Linked DNA regions of Homo sapiens: region 2 is linked to region 1. A link is a loop called in an ENCODE intact Hi-C map of the cell type or tissue named here. Cell type or tissue: ascending aorta. All regions are shown on one strand.

Region 1 (4,000 bases):
TTTTATACATAAACTAGTAAATATGATTTTTCCTGTTTTTAAAATGTATATATACAAATGGTAGCAAACTATGCATGGTCTTATGTATGTTGCTTTTTCACTTAACTTTATATCTTAGAGCTCATTCCATTTTAATATATAAAAAGCTTCCTCGTTCTTTTTTACAACTGCATAGTATACCAATGAATGAATACCGCAATTTATTGAACAGTTTTCTGTTGATGTTTATTTAGGTCATTTCCATTTTCTTACGTCATAACAATAAATAAAAAATAATTTTGTACATATATTTTTAACATAGATACAGGAATATCTGTCAGATTAATTCCTAAACAGGAACTGCTAGTCTAAAAGGCAAGTGCATTTATAATTTTTAAATATTGCCAAATTGCTCTCCATAGAGGCTGTACCAATATATAATACTGTGAAACAATAAGAAATACATATATGTATATACTGGTCTCTGACCCTGGTTCCTGACATGGAGCTCCTAAAACCCTTGTAATTTCTGAAGTGAAAGGGTACTAGGAGCATCTTTGTTCTAATAAAATGACTCTCGGTGGGCTCTTAGATGGGGGCTGTTCTCGAGGAAGACCAAGCCATGATTAGAAGCTTGGAACTTCTGGAGATTGAGTTAATAATGAATCATGCCTACATGATGAAGCCTCCATAAAAGTCCCTGAAGTACAGGGTTTGGAGAACTTCTGGGTGGGTGAACACATCCGCGTGATGGGAGGGTGGTGCACCCCAACTCCACAGGGACAGAAGTTCCTATGCCTGTTCTGCTTTCGGACCTTGCCCTATGTACCTCTTCCTCTGGCTGTCCATCTGTATCCTTATCATATCCTTTATTATATAATAAACTGGTAAACGTAAGTGTTTCCATGAGTTCTATGAGTCATCGTAGCAAATTATCAAACTTGGGGAGGGGGTTGTGACAGCCCTCAATTTGGTAACCTGGGGATCTACTCCTTGTACTTGGTGTCTGAAGTTGGGGGCAGTCCTGTGGCACTGAGCCCTTAACCTGTGGGGTCTGCCGTAACTCAGGAAAGTTAGTGTCAGAATTGAGTTAAATTATAGGATACCCAGTTGGTGCCTACAGAGAATTGGAGAATTGGTTGGTATGGGAAAAGCTCATACACATTTAGTGGCCAGAAACATTATGAGAGTATAGAGAAGAAACGTTTTTTTCCCCCTATGCAAAATACCATCAGCAACGTTTGAGGGTGCCTGTTTACCCAAACTCTTATCAACATTGTTTTCAAACTTTTTGACCATAACATTCTAGGTGGTAAACAGCTTATATTGCCTATTGTTTTATTCACATTACTTTTATTATTGATTTTTAAGTTCTTGTTTACTATTATTTTATTTCTGGAAGTTGTCTTGGAATTTTAAAATATAGCTTTTATAACTAAGGTATAGCACTGATAAGAAATGATAATTTTGTCTTCTTGCCACATCTAGTTTTTGTTTTATTCCTTCATTTATTGCATTGACCTTAACTTCTAGAACAATATTAAGTAATAATAATAACATTGATCTTTTTGTTTGGTTACTGATTTTAATGAAACAATCTGTAGTATTTCAATTTTAAGTAAGATATTGCCACCATTCATTATGTTAAGGGATTTTTCTGCTCTCCCTAAAAATTTGAAAGTTAAAAAAAACCCACCAGAAATGGATGTGGAACTTTATCAAGTGCTTTTCAGAATATAGGTTTGGGTGATTTATTTTCTTAAGGATGAACTGTATAATTTTAATACATTTCCTAATGTCAAACCATCCTTACGTTGTTAAACCCTCCTTGACTATCATGGATGATTTTTTGATGTGCTTTAATTAAATTTGCTAATTTTTTTCCAGATGTTTTTCTGTCCCCATTCAAAAGTGAGACTGGTCTTTGTGTGTGTGTGTGTGTGTGTGTGTGTGTGTGTGTGTGTGTGTGTGTGTGTGTGTGTATGTGCTGTTCTTGACAGGTTTTGTTATCAGGGTTATGATAACCTCATAAAATGAACTGGGCAGCTTTTCTTCTTTGCTTTTTTGCCCAAATTCTTCTCTGCTCTCCTGGCCTGGGGAGAACAAGGCTGGCCTGTGTTCAGACCTGCTCCAGGACCTCTGGTGACCTCCAGCATGTTCCCAGCTCTCTTCTTGACTCTTAGTGGTGTTGTCTCTGGCATCTCTCTGCTTCTCCTCCGGTCTGGCTTCCCAATGTGATCCCCTAACATCTATGGCTCAACCTGAACTGGCCTCTGTGTGAACTCAAGGGAGGGGATTTCCTTGGCAGATGGAGGTTCTCCATGTGCCCCCCATCCCCCCACTTCCTCCAAGAGCTCTCCCAGCTGTGATCTTTAGCTCCTCCTTGCGCTTCTGCCTCTAGCTCTCTGCTGCCCTCTAGCCACAACATCTGTCCTTGTCGTGGCTTTCCGCAGGCAGAGGCATTGAGAATGGAACTCTGTTCAACAGATCCAGTTGAACTCTGTTCAACAGATGTCTCGAAGCCCTTGGAAGTTCTCCAAAGTGACTGGTTTGAAGGGGGTGCTGCAATGAGGCAATGGGTTGTTTTGGCTGCCTCTGAAGAAAAGGGGTGCCAGAATAGACCCAAAGCCTGGACTCTGCCCTCAGTGGGGAACATGAATTACATTGCTGCCAAAGGACAACTCTGAGAAGGCCTGGTGCCGCTGGGCAGGGCAGCTCTGCAAAGTCCGGAGTAGGGAAGGGATCATATTCAGTATGGACCTTTGCTCAGCATGCTTCTTTCCTGTCCTTCCCTGCTAACTGAGACAACATGTATGTCCAGCCTTTCTGTTCAGCTGTCAACTGTGAATGACACCCGATAGTGACTCTTGAGCTATGCTTGGAATTGTCTGGCTTTAGGCTGACACCTTCCTTGCCATCCCCCTGATGCCATCTAAGGCCACGGCCATGGAGAGGGACTTTTGTAAGTATGCTGTTCATCACCATTTAATATCATCTAGTGGTTCTAGAATCAGGCAGATTTGGGTTTGAATTCTGTGCATGCCACTTACTAGCTCTGTGATTTTAGGCAAGTAACTCAGCATCTCTGAGCCAAGTTTTCTCGTCTTTAAAACAGAAAAATAATAGATATACTTGTTAAGCTGGTGTGAGATAACAATGCATATAAAGCACTTGGCCTAATGCTCAACCTAGTAAATATTCTATAGATGTTAGTTGATATGGTTTTGCTGTGTCCCCACCCAAATCTCATCTTGAATTGTAGTTTCCATAATCCCCACGTGTCGTGGGAGGAACCTGGTGGGAGGTACTTGAATCATGGGGGCAGGTTTTTTCTGTGCTATTCTCGTGATAGTGAATAAGTCTCATGAGATCTGATGGTTTTATGAAGAGCAGTTCCCCTGCACACGCTCTCTTGCCTGCCGCCATGTAAGATGTGACTTTGTTCCTCCTTCACCTTCTGCCGTGATTGTGAGGGGCCTTCCCTGCCATGTGGAACTGTGAGTCCATTAAATCTCTTTTTCTTTTAAATTACCCAGTCTCAGGTACTTCTTCATAGCAGTATGAAAATGGACTAATTGGTTAAGATTATTCTTTATCCTGATTGTTCTGTATCTCTCTTGAGAATCAGTGTAACCTCTTCACTGATATTCAAGGCTCTCTTGAGGTTGGGGTCAGTTTATGAGCTGTCTTTCCAGTCTTATCTCCACTACTCTGTTACACATACTATATTAGTCAGCTAAATTTTCATCTCTTTGCCTTTGTATATGCTGTTCTCTCTGCACTCAGAGTAACCTCCTCAGCATCCTTGACTGAGAATCTTCCCAACTGTCGAGGCCCAAGTTAAAATATGACCTACCCCATGAAGAGTTCCTGGCTGCCCCTTGAGAGGTTTTTCTCTGCCTCCTGTAGCAGCACAGCCATTGTAACTATTTTCAGTCAAGAACTGGATGAGATTGTCCCCTGAGAATGAATTTAATGTCAAAGTTTGTCCTAAGTTTTTGTGGACATCCCCCCAACCTCA
Region 2 (4,000 bases), 380 kb before region 1:
TAGCCAATAAACATATGAAAAAATGCTCAACATCACTAATGATCAGGGAAATGCAGATCAAAGCCACAGCGCGATACCATCTTACTTCTGCAAGAATGGCCATAATCAAAAGATAAAAAAACAGTAGATGTTGGAGTGGATGTGGTAACAGGGAACACTTCTACACTGCTGTTGGGAATGTAAACTAGTACAGCTACTATGGAAAATGATGTGGAGATTCCTTAAAGAACTAAAAGTAGAATTACCATTTGATCCAGCAATCACACTACGGGGTTTCACCCAGAGGAAAAGAAGTCATTCTTCGAAAAAGATACTTGCACATGCATGTTTACAGCAGCACAATTCACAATTGCAAAATCACGGAAGTAACCCAAATGCCCATCAATGAGTGGATAAAGAAACTGTGCCAAATATATATATATATATACATATGCATACATACACATACACACACACACGTACACGATGGAATACTGTGCAGCCATGAAAAGGAATGAATTAACAGCATTTGCAGTAACCTGGATGAGATAGGAGACTATTATTCTAAGTGATGTAACTCAGGGATGGAAAACCAAACATTGTATGTTCTCACTGATACGTGGGAGCTAAGCTATGAGGACGCAAAGACATAAGAATGATACAATAAATTTTGGGGACTTGGGGTGAAGAGTGGGAGGGAGGCGAGGGATAAAAGACTACAAATATGGTGCAGTATATACTGCTTGGGTGATGAGTGCACCAAAATCTCACAAATCAACACTAAAGAGCTCACTCACGTAACCACGTAACACCCGTACCCCAATAACTTACGGAAAAATAAATAAATAAATAAAATTAATGACTGTCTAAATAAATATACTTACTTACATTTTTGAATAGTTGCTCAGCAAGTTCCCTGACATGCTTTATCATCTTCACTGGGTTATTTTCTTCAACTTTAATTCTCTCTACTTCAAAGGCTACCAACTAGGAAAAAGAATCAAATGGCAAAACATCAATTCCAAAATATGCCAAATTCAAAAACTGTGATAATTTCATACAATTTGCAAGCCAAAAAAATCCAACATATACATTATTTTTAAAACAAAATATTTCAGGTTTTGGGGTTTCACCTCCATTCTGGGGTTACAGGGTCAATCAAACCCTTGAATTGTCTAGTGGTTCCTCCCTGAGGATTTAGGGCCCTATTTCTTCTAGGGAAAAGTCATTTCTGGAACTCAGAGAGACCCTGTCATTCCACAGGCCTCAGTCAGAGAAATTCAGACAGTCAGAAAGTGTCTAAACATTTCCTTAACTCACAAAACATGAACCAAATGTTCAAGTCAGGATGCTCAGACTCTAGTCCTAGCTCTGCTGACAGTGTGTGATCTGGGACAAGGCACTTAAACTCCTAAGCTTCAGTTTTCTCATCTCTAAAATAAGATGGAAGAACAAGATGACCCTTAGACTCCTTCTAGTTCTCAAACTATCTCTTTATTAACTAATTTACTGGGAGAACTGTGTGAGTCTGTATACTTAGGGGTAAAGAAAAGAAGGCTGACAGAAAAAAAAAATTGTGGGGGGGTAAATAGATGGATGACAAAAATAAAAAGGTACAATACAGGATTCTTCTAGGAACTAATAGACTCACTGCATAGGCATATAAAACTATGGCTTACCTATTCTAGGCTAGGATAAAGAAAGACTGTCAAGGGCAAACATTCTTTTCATTCTAAGACATCTATCTGATGGAAGTGTGAGGACAAGGCCATGCACAATGCAAGCTGCCTCTCAAAGCCCCCATAACACCCCATTGTGGTAGGCTGCCTCAGGCTAAGTGAAAACAAGGATCACTTTCCCAGGAGCAAATGCTATTTTTCTACCAAAGCATTCCCATGCAAACGGCCAAAGAGGGTAGAATGAGAAATTATTTAGTTCTGATGGCTCATTTTTCTTAGGCTCTTGACTGATACATACATATGATTAGCTGGCAGTCAAGTAACATAAGTAAGACACCCAAAGTCACCACTGTAGGCCAAACAGAGAACTGGATGAACACTAAGGGGTGACTCAGTAGGAACCTTGGACAGAGTCCTTGCCTTATCATTGTTTCCAATCTAGACTATATTTGTACAAACAATAAATAAATAAAAAATAAGTTACCATATAAAGTTAGAGACAAAATGAAGCCTAACGCAGTCGAGTGGCTCTCAGAGTCAACGACTTTGGGAGAGTTTGGAAGAGATGGTGAGATAAGAGCAGAGTATGAAGAACAGAGGAGGGCACTCCAAGCAAGGGAAAGACCTACAAAAATAGAGGCTGTGGCAAGCAAGTTTTCTGCAAGTAACTAATCTCACTTTTTAGTTGTGATGAAGCTGTCAGAGGAAGATAAATTTGAATAGAAAAGAAAGAGTATATAAACCAATGTTACTATTCATAAAGCTTCAAAGACTAACAAAATGTAGGTGCTAGAAAAGACCTTGGAGAGCATCTATTTTAATCCCATAAAATATTATGTTATGAATTACTTAGTACAGAATCTAAAGGCTGATATGTTAGTAGAATCAATAACCAATCATATTAGATGGTAATATTAGAGAATCAATGACCAATAATTGATTAGAAAAACTTGTCCACCTCAGGATGTTTCCTAAATCTTCATATGCTTTGTGTTTTTAATTAAAGCATCTGATGCAGTAAACATATTCTACACAGAACTAAAATATGTGCCTCTTCTTTAAAAATTCTTACCTGTGAATACTTCACTATCTTTACAAAAAATAAAAGATCCTTCTCCTCTGAACCAAAGATATTTAAGACCTTGATTCCTACCTTCTCTATATAAAAGAAAATCACCAGAAGCAAAACATGATCACTGCCACGATTCTCCAATATCTTGGGTTCTAGGAGTGTTGTTCTTTTATAGATTTCAAGAAACTTTTTACATTTTTGGTTCTAATATAGTACTCTTTCAAAAATTGAAATGAGAATAATATTCTTGTTCTATCCACCAGAGTGGGCTGCTGTGAATATAGAGTTAAATGATAAAAGGAAAGATGCTTTTAAAAAAGAGCACAATAAATGCAAAACAGCATCCTTATTTTGAGTCACATCTGCCCTATTTCTCCCTTTATATGGCTAATTCCTTGAAGATAGAGACAAAAATTTGTCTTCCATATATTTAATGTCTCCTAAGACAGGTAGAGAAATGTTGATAATTGATTAGTGAGAATGCCACAAACTTAAACTATGGCTCTATGATTTTGATAGACTAAATGTAACTCCAGTTTGAAGTAATTTCAGCTATCTTAGCTTCAAATTAGACCTTTCTCCCTAAAACACTGACAAAAGAATTACTGTATTAGGGCCTTTAAAAATAAGACTTCTATTTATACAATCACTATTAAATTTTCAAAAATATTTTAAACAACCATTTTTTAAAATGTAATATTTTAAAATATGAGTAGCTTTTGGAGTATGAGTGGTTTTCGGTTACATGGATGAATTACATAGTGGCGAATTCTGAGATTTTAGTGCACTCATCACCTGAGTAGTATACATTGTTCAATTATTTAAAATTCAGTTGTTCAAAAATTATATGTATTTCCAAGGCATCTTATAATTTTTTGTAATTTTTATAATCCACATTAAAATATCGAGATTTGATAAGCATAATAAATAACATTGGGATTATTTAATACCTAATTTATATTTGACTATATAAATATGGAAAATGTTACTTTTTACTTTTAACTACTAGTCTAATTATGTCTATAAATAATGCCTTCATTTAATAAGAGCTATACCTCATCAAAGAGATCACAAGATCTATAAGGAGGACCTCTTTCTGAAACAAAACCTGCAAATGCCATTCCACTGAGTACTTTAGTGAGGAAATCATTCTCGACCAAACCACGCTGCCCCAAGAATGCTGTCTGTGAAAAAAGAAAATGTGAAATAATAATTTATCACTTGGTAACGGACAAATGGTCAAAACAGAAATACAATAAAAAGATCAAAG

Evidence for each region. A loop is a pair of places that touch in the nucleus more often than their neighbours do. Peaks named below come from ENCODE experiments on the same cell type or tissue, not always from the same donor. Only the 100,000 strongest peaks of a DNase experiment are listed, where the experiment ranks them.
Region 2: it touches region 1 in a loop (4-fold over the local background); 3 of 110 quality-filtered maps call a loop at or near these places.

Annotation. Positions count from the first base shown.
Region 1 is chr11:10,364,447-10,368,446 of GRCh38, forward strand. The region is part of intron 2 of CAND1.11 (a long non-coding RNA gene); the gene reads left to right. Among named protein-coding and RNA genes, the nearest start is that of CAND1.11, 58 kb to the left of the region's middle. RefSeq lists an enhancer at 2,116-2,615. In ascending aorta, a CTCF peak has its summit at 2,396; a DNase peak (open chromatin) is centred at 2,285; H3K27ac peaks cover 841 bases.
Region 2 is chr11:9,988,630-9,992,629 of GRCh38, forward strand. It overlaps SBF2 (SET binding factor 2), which reads right to left. Exons shown (of 40, transcript NM_030962.4): 12 at 3,786-3,914; 13 at 868-966. Among named protein-coding and RNA genes, the nearest start is that of LINC02709, 230 kb to the left of the region's middle. In ascending aorta, a CTCF peak has its summit at 2,248; no DNase peak of the experiment used is centred here.